2 separate regions of the Homo sapiens genome follow, and region 1 is linked to region 2. The links are chromatin loops, found by intact Hi-C in ENCODE. Cell type or tissue: PC-9. All regions are shown on one strand.

The links. A loop is a pair of places that touch in the nucleus more often than their neighbours do. Peaks named below come from ENCODE experiments on the same cell type or tissue, not always from the same donor. Only the 100,000 strongest peaks of a DNase experiment are listed, where the experiment ranks them.
Region 1: a loop joins it to region 2, with 4 times the contacts of the local background. A loop is called at or near these places in 7 of 110 quality-filtered maps.

What each region holds. Positions count from the first base shown.
Region 1 is chr17:33,670,254-33,678,253 of GRCh38, reverse strand. It overlaps a transcript of ASIC2 not described here. Among named protein-coding and RNA genes, the nearest start is that of ASIC2-AS1, 120 kb to the right of the region's middle. In PC-9, CTCF peaks have their summits at 3,243 and 3,445 (motif pointing right); no DNase peak of the experiment used is centred here.
Region 2 is chr17:33,008,499-33,016,498 of GRCh38, reverse strand. It overlaps ASIC2 (acid sensing ion channel subunit 2), which reads left to right. Exons shown (of 10, transcript NM_183377.2): 9 at 460-528; 10 at 2,433-3,412. The coding sequence ends at 2,534. Among named protein-coding and RNA genes, the nearest start is that of SPACA3, 21 kb to the right of the region's middle. RefSeq lists an enhancer at 1,721-2,222. In PC-9, no CTCF peak of the experiment used is centred here; a DNase peak (open chromatin) is centred at 3,618; H3K27me3 peaks cover 4,808 bases.

The DNA of each region.
Region 1 (8,000 bases), 660 kb before region 2:
GCATTTACATTATACTGTGGTCTACTAAGTGTGCAATAGCAGTATGTCTAAAAAAAGTCAGCCCTTAATTAAAAAATATTTCATTGCTAAAAAGTGCTGATGATCATCTGAGCCTTTGGTGATCTGTAATCTTTTTGCTAGCTTGATGCTGATGGCTACTGACTGATCAGGATGGGGACTGTTGAAGGCTGGGGGACTGTGGCAATTTTTAAAAATAAAACAATGAAGTTTGCCATGTAGACTGACCCTTCCTTTAACAAAGGATTTAACAGGTAGCATGCAATTCTGTTCGGTAGCATTTTACCCACAGTTTACCCACGCCTTCAAAACTGGAGTCAATCTTCTCAAACCCTGCTGCTGCTTTATCAACTAAGTTTATGTAATATGCTCAATCCTTTGTTACGTCAATAGTATTCACAGTATCTTCACCAGGAGTAGATTCCATCTCAAGAAACCACTTTCTTTGCTCACCCATAAAAAACAACTCTTACTTCGAACTTCATCTGTTCCAGTTTTTTCATGAGATTGAAGCAATTCAGTCACATCTTCAGGCTCCACTTCTTAGTCCTCTTGTCACTTCCACCCCATCTGCAGTGACTTCCTCCCCTGAAGCCTTGAACTCCTCAAAGCCATCCGTGAGAGTTGTAATCATCTCTTTCAAACTCCCACTAAAGTTAATATGTTGATCTTCTCCCATCAGTCACAAATGTTCTTAATGGCATCTAGAATGGTGAATCCTTTCCAGAAGGTTCTGAATTCACTTTGCCCGGATTCATCAGGGGAATTACTATCTATGGCAGCTATAGCTTTATAAAATATATTTCTTGAATAATAAGACTTAAAGGTCAAAATTACTTCTTGATCCATGGGCGCAGAATAGATGTTCTTAAGGGTCCCAGGATTTTCAAAATGGTGAATGAGCATTGGCTTCAACTTAAGTCACCTCCTACGCTGGCCTCTAACAAAAGAGTTACCCTGTTCTTTGAAGCTTTGAAGCCAGACATTGACTTCTCTCTAGCTATGAAAGTCCTAGAGGGCATCTTCTTCCAATATAAGGCTGTTTTGTCTACACTGAAAATATTGTTTAGTGTAGCCACCTATATTAGGCTGTTCTTGCATTGCTACCAAGAAATACCTGAGACTGGGTAAATTATAAGTAAAAGAGGTTAAATTGGTTCATGATTCTAGTGGCTATACAGGCATGGCACCAGCATGCCACTCACAGTGGAAGGGGAAGCAGGAGCGGGTACTTCACATGGCAAAAGAAGGTGCAAGCGAGGCAGTGGCATGGGGGGCACAAACTTAACCAGATCTCAGGAGAACTCACTCACTATCAGGAGGACAGCACCAAACCATAAGGGATCCACCTCCATGACCCAGACACCTTCCACCTCCACCAGGCCCCACCCCCAACAATGGGAGGGACAACTCAACGTGGGATTTGGTGGAGACATGTATTCAAGCTATATCACCACCTTCATCAATTATCTTAGCTAGATTTTCTCGATAACTTGCTGCAGCTTCTACATCAGCACTTGCTGCTTCACCTTGCACTTTTATGTTGTGGAGATGGCTTCTTTCTTTAAACCTCATGAACCAGCCTCTCTCTGCTAGCTTCAAACTACTTCTGCAGCTTCCTCACCTCTCTCATCCTTTATAGAATTGAAGTGGGTTAGAGCCTTGCTCTGGATTAGGCTTTGGTTTAAGAGAATGTTGGGCATGTTTGATCTTCTATCCAGACCACTGAAACGTTCTCTATATCAGCAAGAAGGCTTTCACTTTCTTCTTATTCCTGTGTTCACAAGTAGCACCTTTAATTTCCTTCAAGAACTTTTCCTTTGCATTCACAATTTGGCTATTTAGTGAAAGAGGCGTAGCTTTAGGCCAGTCTCAGCTTTCTACATGCCTTTCTCACTAAGCATAATCATTTCTAGCTTTTGATTTAAAGTGAGAGATGTGTGACTCCTTCTTTCACTTGACTACTTAGAGGCCATTGTAGGGTTATTAATTGGCCTAATTTTAATATTGTTGTGTCTCAGGGAAACAATTTCCCAAAGAAAGGGAAAGAGATGAAGCAGTCAGAACACACACAGCAATCATCAATTAAATTTGTTGTTTTATATGGATGTGGCTCATGGTGCCCCAAAACAACTACAATAGTAACATTAAATATCACTTATCATAGATCGTCATATCAGACACAGTAATAATAAGAAAGTTTGAAATATTGCAAGAATTACAAAAATGTGACATCATAGAGACAGCTGTTGGAAAAATGACATCTATAGTCTTGCTTGACGCTGGATTGCCACAAATTTTCAATTTGTAAAAAATGCATTATCTGCAAAGTACAGTAAAGCAAAGTGCAATAAAATGAGGCTAAATCAGGTGCACTGGCTTACACCTGTAATCCCAGCACTTTGGGAGGCCGAGGTGGGTGGATCACTTGAGCCCAGGAGTTTGAAACCAGTCTGGGCAACATGGTGAAACCCTGTCTCTACGAAAAATACAAAAATTAGCCCGGTGTGGTAGTACACGTCTGTAGTCCCAGCTACTCAAGAGGCTGAGGTGGGAGGATGGCTTGAGCCTGGGAGGCAGAGGTTGCAGTGAGCCTTGATTGCACCACTGCACTCCAGCCTGGGTGACCCAGAGACCCTGTATCAATTTTTTTTTAATTTAAAAAAGAATAAAATGAGATGTACCTATAAACCCAAGCAAGCAAATGTGGGAGGCCGTGAAGCTCATCTGTGTCCCCCAAGGCAAGAACCCCAGGTTGCAGGCTTTTTCAAAGACTTCCAAACTCTGCTTAAGCTCATGATTCCTTGGAACAAACAGGTGTGGAGCTGATCACGGGGCCCGTGCAGAGCCCAAGGCCAGAGATACCCCTTGGGAATTCCTGATGCCAGAGTAGACAGGACATCCTGGTACCTCTCACATTCCTACAACACACTGCAGCCACCCTGAGCCTATGCCCAAATCCAGCTGGAGGAGCAATGTGTCAGACAAGAGGAAGATTTCAGGTAGATGGAGCATGACAGGTGAAAAGAGAATAAAGAAGATGAGTCACTAAAGGGTTAAAGGGAAATAACGATGATAACATTAATTGATATTGAGTGGTAACTTGCTATGTGCCTGGTACTGGTCTAAGCACTTTACAAGAATTAGGTCATTAATCTCCACAACACCAGAAGGCGGACGCTTTTATTTGTGTAACTATTGTGTCCAAATCTTGCAAAGTGCCCACCTTTGTTTATCTGATTCGGTTTCCCCCAAATCCCCAAGTAGTTTTCATTGATGAGATTGTCATTCTCATTTTTAAGACAAAGAAACAAGAGGCTCAGAAAAGTGAAATGAGTTACCCAAGGTCACGTGATTCCTCAATTTCTGGGCTCAGACCACAAATGCAGGGCCTAAGACAGACTTCTGAGCTCTTTGTGCTACACTACATTCGGCCGGCAGAGAGCAGAAGAGAGCAACATTGCTTCTTTTTCAGGCCAGCCAGGGACAGCACTAGAGCCCTGGATATCACAGAACGAGCGGCATGGATTTGTTTATTCACCCATTAAAAAATTATTTATTCCATAACTTACAAGTTGTTCGAACTTGGACAGGTCACTTCATCTCTCTGAATTTAGTTCCCATATCTATAAAGTGAAGAAAATAGTATTTTGTTCATAGGGACACAAGACTTAAATGACACACACATAAAAAATATTTAGCCATGTCTGACACAGAGCAAGTGCTAAGAATAGTAGCTTCTACTATTGCCATTATTCATTGATTTGCACAGTATTTCAGTTATTCCTTCAATCATTCACCAAACATTTTTTCATTTAGTATCTGTCATGTAAACAAACAACAAAAATTGTCCTAGGGCCAAGGGAATGAATGAGGGTGAGTTTCAAAGGTAACTCAGATATGTTTTCTGGAAGAAGGGAGAAAAATCATTGCAAAGGAACTGTAATACGCTGGGAAAGAGGAGGGGACTCCCCACTGTCGGGAGAAATGAAGGGCACCTTCTTGGAGCACGGAGCTTCTGAAAATATCTTGCTAAAGACACGGGCCAGGCTCGGTGGCTCACGCCTGTAATCCCAGCACTTTGGGAGGCCGAGGTGGGCGGATCACGAAGTCGAGAGATCAAGACCAGCCTGGCCAACATGGTGAAACCCCGTCTCTACTAAAATACAAAAAAATTAGCTGGGCTTGGTGGCATGTGCCTATAGCCCCAGCTACTCAGGAGGCTGAGGCAGGGAAATCGCTTGAACCCAGGAGACGGAGCTTGCACTGAGCCGAGATGGCACCATTGCACTCCAGCCTGGCAACAGAGTGAGACTCCGTCTCCAAAAAAAAAAAAAAGACACGGATGCACAGACCTTAGCTCAGACCTACAGAATCCCCAGCTCAAAGGACAGGTCTCACTTGCCCACATCTTTACAAAGCTTCACGAATGATTCTGACAGTAAGGTAGGTTCAGGGAGCCACTTCTTTGGATATTGAAGTATGCATAGGATTTAATCCCCTGAAGATGAGAGCTGCCAGGACCCATGTTTCTCCCCGAGAGAGTTTTGCTATCGCTGTGGGTGCAGGGGACTGGGCGAGGATCTCAGAAGCCATAAAATGAAAGGGACACAGAGGACATGTCCTTCATCCCCAGTGTAGGAATCCTCTCCTGCTCCCTGGTGATATGTGGTCCTGGAGCCTTTGCCTGAACATCACTCCTCCTTTTGAGCCTCAGTTTCCCCATCTTTAAAAAAGGGTTTGCATCAGATGATTCTTCAGATGCCTTTCAGCTCTGATATTATATGACTTTGATGCAGACATCACTGCTCTGGAAGGCAGCCTGTTAGATAAAACAGTGTGTGCTTCAAGAGAAATCTGCTCCATGTCTGCTATAGCTTCTTCTCACCCAAAGAGAAAGCCCAAGCCCTTTGCCCTGGCACCTGGGCTTCTCTTGGAGGCAGCCCTTGCCTCCTCTGCCCTCCTCATCCCCTTTATGCCTCAGTTAAAATGAAATGGTCTCCTCACTCTTCCCTGAGGCCTGTTGTCATCCCATCCTCAGTTTCTCTCCCTTCAACCTTCACCGCCTCCTGCACTCCCCTGCACCTGCACCTGAGCCTGTCAAACCCTACAGGGCTTTGTAATGCTGCCGCCTCTATGAGGTCACCCCTGATTTCTCTCAAACGGAGTAACTTCTCTTCTTTATGTCCCCCATCCCAAGCTTTACACCATTATCACTGTCATTACTTCCTGCTAACAACTTGCTACATGCTGGGCGTTATGTAACATATGTGGCATGCTTTATTTTATTGACCCATTTCACAAACCTATGATATTGATATTATGGCTATTTCCACTTTATAGATAGAGAAAGTGAGCTCTGGGGTGGTTGAGTGACTTGTCCACAGAGGCTCTGCCGTATGTTCCAGTCATTTCTGCAGGCGTCTCATCTCAACGCCAGACTGGAGATTCCTGGTAGTCCTAAATGCTGCCAGTTGAATCTCTCAGGTCCTATAAGGAGAACTTGAATACAGGTTGTATTAAAAGATGTAGCAGTTCCTAGGAAGATAACATCAGCAGGCTGGGGTGGAAAGTCAAAGCTATCTCTTGGGACACTTAAAAATTGGAAGAATCATTAAGAAACAAAATATTAGGGCCAAGTCCATCCTAATCCAAGCGAGTGAAATCCGACCATGCCCATCTTTAGCCACAGCAGGCTAAGAAAAATGCCCCTATCAAAGGCACTGGGTTCAGACCCAAGCCTTGCAAAAAATCTCAGACATGTTTGGGTGATGTATTTTTTTTTAAGTGAAGACTTTTTTTTTTTTTAAGCAAGGAGTGTAAAATAAAATAACAGCCACAACACAAGTGAAATGCAACTTTTATTTCAGCTCTTGTGTGTGGTAGGAAAGGTAGGTATGGGAGGGGGTGGGTAATAGCATAGAAGAACCTCCTTTTACAAGGTCTGTAGTAGAGCAGCCACATGTCTCCTTCCTTCCTGCACAGTTGCTTTTTAAATTTAAGAAGTTGCTCAAATGGGAAAAGCTGTCTGTCTGTAATTGTCCCAGTGGCAGCCAGCATTAATGGAGTGTGTGAAACTGGCCTTTTGGGACAAGGTATAAGAAAAATGACTGCCAAGGGTTAAGAACCGGGAGGTTTATTTTTCATTTGTGCAGAGATGGATCCCAGAGACTTCTTTTATTCTGGAAATTTTTTTTCTTGGCTTTTCAAACCTCCAAATGAATAGGGGGGGAAAAGTGAACTGATGTGATTCCAATTTGCAAGAAGAGTGCAATTTCAATTGATTTAAAGTGGGGAGCAACACAGGTAATGATCACAGAAAGTGGCTGGAATTAGTCACTAAACAAGGTTCAAGGTTCCAAGCCTGACTTCTGTTTCATTAGCGTTAAAGAATGAGAATAAAAAGATAGATGGTTCCATTTATCAGGTTCCTAATAAAAGCATGAAGCGGTGCATCTCGCGACTCAGGACCCAGACCAGGCCATAGAGACACTGACATCTAATCTGGACTTTACCCCCCAGCAATGTGATTTGACTCATAAAGATGTACTTACTAATTGTAGCCTTCCCAAGACCTTTGGACCCTCCCAAGTGGATGTCCACGCAGGCTGAGAAACCTGGATCTTTGTGTCTTAATCATATGAGGTCTGACTAAAAGTTGCCCTAGGAGAACACTAAATAGTCCACTTCTCCCTCCTTCCTTGTCTTTCCCATATCCCATCCCATTCTGGCTGTCAGTCATAGAGAACTGCTTTCACTAATTCAATGTCTAGTGAACAGTTCACCAACCAGTGGGAACGCTATCATGGTTGTGGGGCAGAGCTAATAAGATGAAGTGTTTGGAAGTATCACAGGCACGTAGTCAACCCTCAATGTGTGTTAGTCTTTATTATTGAAGGAGTTTTTTTCTGATTATTACCCAGAGGATTTTAAATGCTATGCTGGGTGTGCGTGTGTACATGTGTGCACATGCATGTGTTTGTGTGTTGGAGGGGGAGCAATTAGCACAGAATGCCATGTGAGACGAAGAAAGGAGGTCAAGGCAGGCTTGGGATGTGAGCAAATGGGACATCCACTTGAAAGAGTAAGTCTCTGAGTTTCTATCCTAAAGAGCAAGTTGTATCATGGAGTAATTGATAAAGGAGCTGCAGATATAGATAAGAGGTAAAGCCAGACGGGTCTCATGCAGCACTCCCATGGAATCTGAATTTTTGTCCCATGGGTTCTTAAACTTTTCATCTCTTAAAAGCATAGATGAAGGAACAGGAAATCTGACAGCTCCAGAGGCAAAGCCCAAAAAAAGCATTTTCCAGGCTTAACACTTTGAGGGAGTCTCATATTTTATCTTTAAAACTTAAGCTAAGTTTGTGTACTACTCTTTTACATATACCAATGTGAAAATAAAATTGATAAACTCTAGGACTGGTGCACATTTACCTGGGGGTTGTCCTGCCATACCATCCTGGAGCCTGTGTACCCAGTCTGAGAAACACCATTGTTGTTGATGGATGGAAACTTGCAGAAGTATTTTGAAAAGCAGAGAAGTGTGCTCACGTTTCCATTTCAGAAAGATGAGGTTGATGGATTAGAGGGGGCATCAGGGGGCTGGAGATCTAGTCCAAGAGTAGCTCCAGTAGTTCATTGCCTGATCAAAGGAGGTATCCAGGGATGGAGCTCAGAATGGCATTGCCTGCTGCTAGTTCCCCTGTTCCAGGAAGCCTTCGTCACCGTTGAGATGGGTAGCCATGTTTCATTTTTGTTTGTTTGTTTTTGTAGTTGCTTGCAATTCTCACTTTTTCTCTTCATTTAAAATGGTGATTCCTTATTTTAAACATTCTTGGTCCTGAAGATTCAGCATTCCTATTTAACATAACTGGCTCAGGCTTGAGTATTTTCTCTGCATTAGAAGACACCTTAGCAGGCCTCTAGCAGCATGGCTGGTGGGTAGTTCAACAGCACCCATTTGACGGTGCAGTGGAGGA
Region 2 (8,000 bases):
CTATTGCTAGGAGTAAAATGTTATGAACTCAGGCATGTCCTGGTCTTCTGAATTGTGTGCAGTGTCAGGCCTAGCAAGTGAATAATAATCTTGTCCCCCAGCCCCAGCCACAGAAAGGGGGTCCCAAGGCTGCTCCTGAGGACAGACAGGGAGCCAGCATACCAGCACACACCACTTACTAACACTCGCCAGCCACAAAGACAGCAGTTCACCCTGTGAAGCAGGGCCTTCCATTACCTATTCCTAGCTCCATCTCCTGCAACAAAATCCCATTTCAGCCAAAAGGCTGGGTTGAGACAGACAGGCACCTGGAGCTGGCTGCCAGGCTGGGCTTGTGCTACGGTATGTTCAGCCACAGCCCAAGCAGCTGCCACCCCAGTGGGGCCCAATGGAGGGAGGTCCCTTCTGCCTCTGCACCCTCTTCCCGGCCTGACCAACCCCTTCCTGCTTTTCTTGCAGCTGATCAAAGAGAAGCTATTAGACCTGCTTGGCAAAGAGGAGGACGAAGGGAGCCACGATGAGAATGTGGTAAGAGCAGCTCACTGATTGGAAGTTGTTCTGCTGCTCTGGCTTGTACCGGCAGTACAAAACCAGATGCTGGGGCCGGGCAGGAAAGATGTGACTCACTGCACACCTTTCCATGGCTTGGGACATGCTGTCAGTTCCCAAATCCAAGGACACTCCAGCTGAGCCTCGAGCCTCTCTCTGAGAGTCATGCCAGAAGCCAGTACGGATGCAGCAGACACCAGGAGGTGCTTCCAAACATAGGAACTGCCTGGCCCAATCCAGCTTCTCCCAGGCAGACAGCTGCTTCCCCCATCTCACAGCAGGGGGAGAACTGGACAGGCTCTGTACATCTACTCCCTTATTCCCCAGTGGTGGCAAAGTACAAGCAAAGCATCATTGGCCCTCCATCCCATTCGAAAGGGATAGAGTATGGAGCCCCATGAAGTTGGTAGTAGCAATAGTGCCCATTATAGCTACTGACTATTGTATGCCTGGTACGTGTCAGGCACTGTCAGGCACTTTGTATTTGAGGCAGTTGAGGCCCAGAGACCAAAGTCCCACAGCTGCTGAGTGTCAGAGCTGCCCTCCAAGCACTTCTAACCACTGCCCTACTCTGCCTCTCTTTCCTATAGCCCGAGGGCAGCCCCTCTGTGGCTGTTGGTCATTCTGCTTCCAAAACTCAGTCTACTCCTGGGCTCAGGCCTTCGCTGATGGGTGCAGGTGTCGCCAGCTTTCCCCATCCAGCCTTGGGCCCCAAATCAGCACCTCCAGCCCTGGAAAACGGTGCCCATTGAGTGACCACCACCCACTTAATATCAACAAATCCAAAATGGATCCCAGCCCCTTCTCCCTATATGGATTCCATTTCTGTTCCACACACTGTCTACAAATCTTGCTTTGATTCTCCGGTCCCCTGCAGCCTCTGTGGAACGGAAGTGGGGAAGGGGAGGGCAGTGTGGAAGGGGCCCACGGTCTGGCATCAGCTGGCCTGGCTGGATCCTAAGGCTCCGGCTTCCTGGCTGTGTGCCTGGGGGCAAGTTACATATTAAACCTGTCTAAGCATCTGCATCAGATCAGACTGCAGGGGGCTGTCATCCGAGTTCAGTGAGATCCTGCCGGCAAAGCAGTCAGCACAGCACCTAGTTTATAGTAAGTGCTCAGCAAGTGGTTCCCTTTGCACCCCCAGAGCCCTCCTTGCTTCAGAAGGTCTCAGCGTCACAGCCTCTTCTCCACCCTGTTTCTCCTCCCCTAGTTGTGGCCCTATCAAATCTTCCCCAAATTCCTGGCACAGCCTCCTGGCTAGCGGTGCCCTGCTCCCATCCCTCCCAGCCTCCCACCCACCACAGCCTGGGAACCACCCTGAAGATTCATGTGCGGCCAGCTCAGCCCCTCCCCGCTTAGGGACCCACAACTACATTGCCCTGGGTCCAGCTTAACCCTAAAAGTCCTTGGGGCAGCTCTGACCAGCTCTGGCTCTGAGCTCTAAGGCCTTCTACCGTTTCTGCTTGGCCTCAGCCATGGGTCCTCCCTGCCCCAGGCTTAGCCATGGGCTGCACTTCCTGCACCATAGCCCCGAGGGAGGCCCCCAAGAGAGAGGTCAGGACTCAGACCATCCAGCCCCAAAGCTACAGACCACTCAGATATAGGTCCAGTTACATGAGGGGCACCTCTAAGAGGGATCAAACCAGCAGCCAATCAAACCAGGGAGCCTTCTCACTGCCATAGGGGGCACCCAGGTGTGCAATGGTAAGGATTCCATTCAGCCTCATGCCCCCAAGATGGTAAACTAGCCTATCAGATGTCTGGAGCAGAAGCAGCCCACAAGTGGGGAGCACCTTCCCCAGGGCCTAGGCTGGGCCGCTGGTGGCATCATGAAGAATTTTTGCTGAGCGAATAATAAACTCCCACCAACCCTTCCCTTCCAGAGTACTTGTGACACAATGCCAAACCACTCTGAAACCATCAGTCACACTGTGAACGTGCCCCTGCAGACGACCCTGGGGACCTTGGAGGAGATTGCCTGCTGACACCCCTCGAGTCACCCAGCACTCCCTCCAAACAGACCTTGAGGCCCAAGACCCAGGACAAGGAACAGCAAGCTCAGGTGGGATGGCCCCAGTGCTGGAAAGAAGCAAGAGCCCCCTATGCACACATTGCAGACTAGCTGCCTAGACCTCGCTCCGGCCACGTCCAACACGACGCATCCTTGGGCCCCGCCGTGCGTCCCTCTTAGGAGAGATGAGTCACACTCTGGAACTGTCCAAGAACGAACCTGCCATCACATCTCACTGCCAGATGTATAAAGCACCTGCATGCTCAGACTTCTTGTGGCGCCACCTCCACGTCTGTCTTGTACATGACACTCCTCCACGCGGTTTCCAGTGTCCACACTGCTGCCCGTGCAGTGGGACCAGATTCCAGGTCCAAAGTCACCATGAGGCCACCCTGGAATCAGAACTGCACAATCAAGAGGGAACCCATGGGACTCTCTGCTACATTCAGTTCTTGTGTCGTTTGTGAAAGTTCTTAACCTGCCCAAAAACCCCCTTTTCCCCAAGCTGCCCATGGGGCTTCGGCGCCAAAGGTGACCCGCGCCAACCTCCCTCCCCCCCAGTGCCTATGACGGCGGCACAGCAGCCAGCGGGTGGGGGACGCCTGTGTTCACCCATGGTGCCCATGTCGTTCTTCTCTCCCTGTGACACAGCTTGTACAGTCTGATTCTTTTTATCTGGGGTAGGGGGGCTTTTATGTTTGTCCGATGGAGATTTGTTTTGTTTTGCTTCATTTTATGCTTTTTTATTTTAGTTTTGATGTTCTGAGGTTTGCTTTGGTTTTTCCATTTTCTTTGGCATTTATTTATTCGTGCTTCAAATCACAGTCATATTAAAAGCTGGTCTTGTGGAAATGGCTGAGTTATTTCTGCCTTTTCTCCACATCCGAGTCTCTCTCCCTCCGGGGCCTAGGAAAGGGTCGGACCTGCCAGGTCAAAACTGCAGACTGTGTATATGTAAAGTTTTACGCAACAACACTTACTTTTACAAAATGTGCATACTCTATATGTTTATTCTAAAATTTTTTAAAGATTGCTCACAACTTTGTAAATGTCTTCAAGTCCCACTGATGAGTCACAGCCCGCGTTCTGAAGGAGGCTGCCCTGGACCCACAGGCACGTGGCCTGGAGAATGCTGCTCAGACATGGAAACTATCAAGAAGGCCTTTGTGTCCCCCTGTGATCTGTCTGCTACCCTGACCCCTCCTGACCCCATCGGTGAATTTGGGCTGGACACAGGCCCCAGCATGGCCTCCCTCCCACACACGAGCCTTCCTGGCCTCCCCACCCCCAGCAAACTGACCTGCCTTGTCCCCCCAGAAGCCACACTGGCACTCTGCCTTGCTCCCCATGAGTTCTTAGAGGTGGAATGAGAGGTTGGGAGGTGCCTTTTGGTGTTACGGACACAGGGCATGCCCTTTTCAGCCTCCAGGTGTGAGAGAGAACTTCCTGATCAGGCAGAATCCTCATCCTTAGCACCATGCTGGTTCCATAGCAGCAGTTCCTTTAGCCTAATCTTTCACTTTCCCTCCCGGCCCCCACCACTCCCCCCTCAAAGTCTCTCCTCAAGCAGTGAAGAAAGGCCTAATGTGGCTGTACCTTTCCCCTCAAGCACAGGTGCTCAGAAAGCACTGGCTAGACCAGGGGTTCAGGGTTCCAGTCCTGTTCTGCCATCCAACCTCCCTATCTGTCTGTCTCTCCTTCATGACCCGCTAACACAAGGAAAAGTTACTTGCCCAGTGTGACAAATGGAAGAGTCTCCCACCAGGAGTTATGAGCCCTGGCCCCACAGCGTTCTTCTCTCAGTAGCTGTGTGACAGTGGGTGAGACCATGCACATCTCTGGGCACAGCTCCCTCAATTTTTGGATGAAGATAATACCTTACCTGTGTGAAGGGAAGATGCAGGACCAGATGATCTCCTGAGACTCAAAGTGCCATAACAGCACTGCCTCCCCTGCCCAGTGGGATGCTCACGCCCAAGCATGGCCAGGAGCTGGCAGTCCTGGGGACTGTAGAAGGCAGCTGGGACAGAGCACCCCTGTGATGCCTCCTCCCAAGCATTCTCCCAGATGGGGCTGCCAGCTGTTAGCTAAGCTAGCTTTTATTCTTAGAGAGTGTAAAGTTGCCAGAAAGGGTCTTGTATGGTTTTCTATCACTGCCACTGCAAATAACTACTACCCTCGTGGCTTAAAACAGCACAAATGTATTATCTTACAGTTCTATAGGTCAAAAGTCTGACACAGGTCTCGCTGGGCTAAAACCCAGTGTCAGCAGGGCTGCATTTCTTTCTGGAAGCTCTACAGGAGGCTGTGTTTCCTTGCTTTTTCCAGCTTCTAGAGGCTGCCCACGTTCCTTGGCTTGCAACCACTTCCTCAGTCTTCAAAGCCAGCCATAACGGGTTAAGTCCTTCTCCTGTCACAAATCCACACAGGCACATCTCCCTCTAACTGTGACTTCTCTCATGCTTCCCTCTTCCATTTTTGAAGAATTTTTTTTTTTAGACAGAGTTTTGCTCTGTCACCCAGGCTGGGGTGCAGTGGCATGATCTCGGCTCACTGCAACCTCTACCTCCCATGTTCAAGCGATTCTCCTGCCTCAGCCTCCCGAGTAGCTGGGATTACAGTCATCCACCACCATGCCCGGCTAGCTTTTGTATTTTTAGCAGACTTGGGATTTCACCATGTTGGCCAGGCTGGTCTCAAACTCCTGACTTCAAGTGACCTGCCCACTTCAGCCTCCCAAAGTGCTGGGATTACAGGTGTGAGCCCCCATGCCCAGCCTTTAAAGAACCCTTTTGATGACACTGGGCCTACTGCATAATCCAGAATAACCTTCCCATCTCAGGATTACTAAATTAATCACCTATTCAAAGCCTCTTTTACGATGTAAGGTCACATATTCACTGGTTCCAGGGATTAGAATGGGGACATCTTTGGAGGCCATTACCACAGGCCCACAGGCCTGCTGGATCAGGTAGCTTAATGTCCTCATTTTCCAATTGAGCAGACTCTCAAGAGGAGAGGAGGGCCTGGCCTAGGGTCACACAGTGAGTTAATGGCAGTGCCGAAGCTATACCCCTAAACTCCCAGGTTCACAATTCCATTTGTAGACCCACCAAGGTGACTCACTTTAAACAAGAAGGACTGACAGTGATCAGTTTTCCAGACTTGGCCAGAGTGTGAAAGTCCCTCCACTGAGACAAACTCACCCACGACTACATCAGGCTGGAAAATGCCCTGCTGGTATCTACACTGTCAGATACAGAAGAACAGGGATCCAGAGGTTAGCCTTGGACCGCTCCTACCAGGGACAGGAACCAAATGAAATGACTGTTCAATTAGTCGGGAGTCTCTCTGATGCTTCTGCCTCGTTCCAGTTTAGCAGCTTCTTAAATTTTTTAAAAATCTATAGCTTAAATTACAATTTGAACTGCTTCGTTGGATTTCTGGCTTCCTTTTCAGAAAAAAAAATTAGATCCATTTGTGATAGAGCAAAGAATATTTAGATGCATTTGGATTGCTTCAGGGCTCACAGATGTCTGCACCCATATGGATTTGAGGATTCTGGCTTTGTCCGGCTTAAACCAGGTCTACATTCTTTACCTGTTTAAAGAAAAAAAAAAGGAAATTCAAGAGAGCAAATCAATAGGCAGCTACTGATTATTATTAATTGGCTGTTAACAAAAGACACAGTCTAAATTCCAGTGGGTAGGGGAGTGTTTTTATGATCCTCCCATCAAACAAGTAGCTATTTGTGCAATCATTTCCTTAGTGTGGACCTGGGGAAGTCTGGTGGAGAAGGGAGACTCAGGGAGTTGTCCCATTTTCAGGAGTGACCCAAAAGATGACACCAAGGCTAGGAGTTTGGAGCAATCACAAGTCCAAACCACAAGGTTGAATTCTCAGTGACTTCAGAGGATTGGATCAATCAATTAATTAGTTAATTAATTAATGGCACATGACCCCAGACACGGGATCTTGGGGATGTACAGCAGCTGAAGAGAGTGAAATGATTGAGCCTCGCTGTGAGCATCCATTGCCAGAGGACTGGGCTAGTTGCTCGCACACTGTTTTCTTGTTTTTGGCAGGGACAGGCCGGAGTTATTTTATTTTCCTCGTTCCAGCTTGAAGCTATTTTTGTGAGAGTTTTCACCATGAACGCTGCTAGTGAGAAGCTTGCGGAGCCACAAGCACTGATGAGGGGGAGACAGAGGGTCTCTGGAGAATGGCTCTTGGTGAGCTGGGAAGGAGGACGTCGCAGGCAGGCCCTGCCCACAGGTGTGATCCTGGTGGGTAATGTGTTCCCTCAGGTAAAGCTCAGCACAGCCCACCTGAGCCCACAGGCCCAAAGGAAACCTCTTCCTCCACAAGCTCAGAGATTTTTATTCAATTTTGAGAACCAAACCCTGAACGGGGCTGAAGGCCTCCATAAGATCCCAATGAATCAACTCCCATGTGACAAAGAAAAGCGGGCTCAGAGAGGGCAAGGAACTGCTAAAGCAGCGGGAGAGAATGCAGCCAACCCTGACCCGCACACAGCCAGGGCAGACCCTCCGCTGCACAGAACAAGCTCTCTGGCATAATAGGGAAGGCAGCAGGGGAAGAAAGAAGGGGCAAATGCAGGAAGGGCCCAGGTGCATCTGCCATGCCCTTGTATGATTGACTGCTACCTTGCTGGGCACTTGCAGTGAGGCAAGGAATTTCTAATCTGAGCAAGGAATACTGACAAGTAAACAGAAGACTGCAAAAGATGAATCTGGGTTTTCCAGTTGAAGGGAAGTGAGAGAGCAGCGTATGGGAAGCCCAGGAGGCTGGAGGAGGCACAGCCCAGGGGATTGCACACAGGTCCGGGAGAACCCAAGCAAAGACATGAAGGGGCATGAGAGGTAGGCAGGTGCTGAAGGATGAAGGGCCTGGCCACCATGCTGAGAGGAGTGTCACGGCTAAAGTCCTTCAAGCTCTTTCCTTTGCTCCCCAAGAGGCTATGAAGACATTTCCCAAACCAAGGGTTGATTTCTTGAGCTAATGCCTTTCTCCCCACTCATTGGAGATTCTTAGCCTCTTAGCACATGGGATCTTTTTGTGCAGCATTTATGTATTCCTAAGGCTAACAGGTTATTCTAGGGGGCATGAGGTTCATGGGGACATGAAACAGGACTATAGGACCCAACCCTGCTTGAGGACAGGTGGAAGGAGGAGAATCTCTTACTAATTCAATTTAACATTTGATGAAACCAGTACTCACTTGTTTTTCAAGAATAAAGCAGTGGGTTGGAAAAGGCTTTGGTCAAAGTCAGAAGACTGAGTTTTGTTTTTGTTTTTGTTTTTGTTTTTATTGAGATGGAGTCTGGCTCTGTCGCACCTAGGCTGGAGTGCAGTGGCGTGATCTCGGCTCACTGCAACCTCTGCCTCCTGGGTTCAAGCGATTCTCCTACCTCAGCCA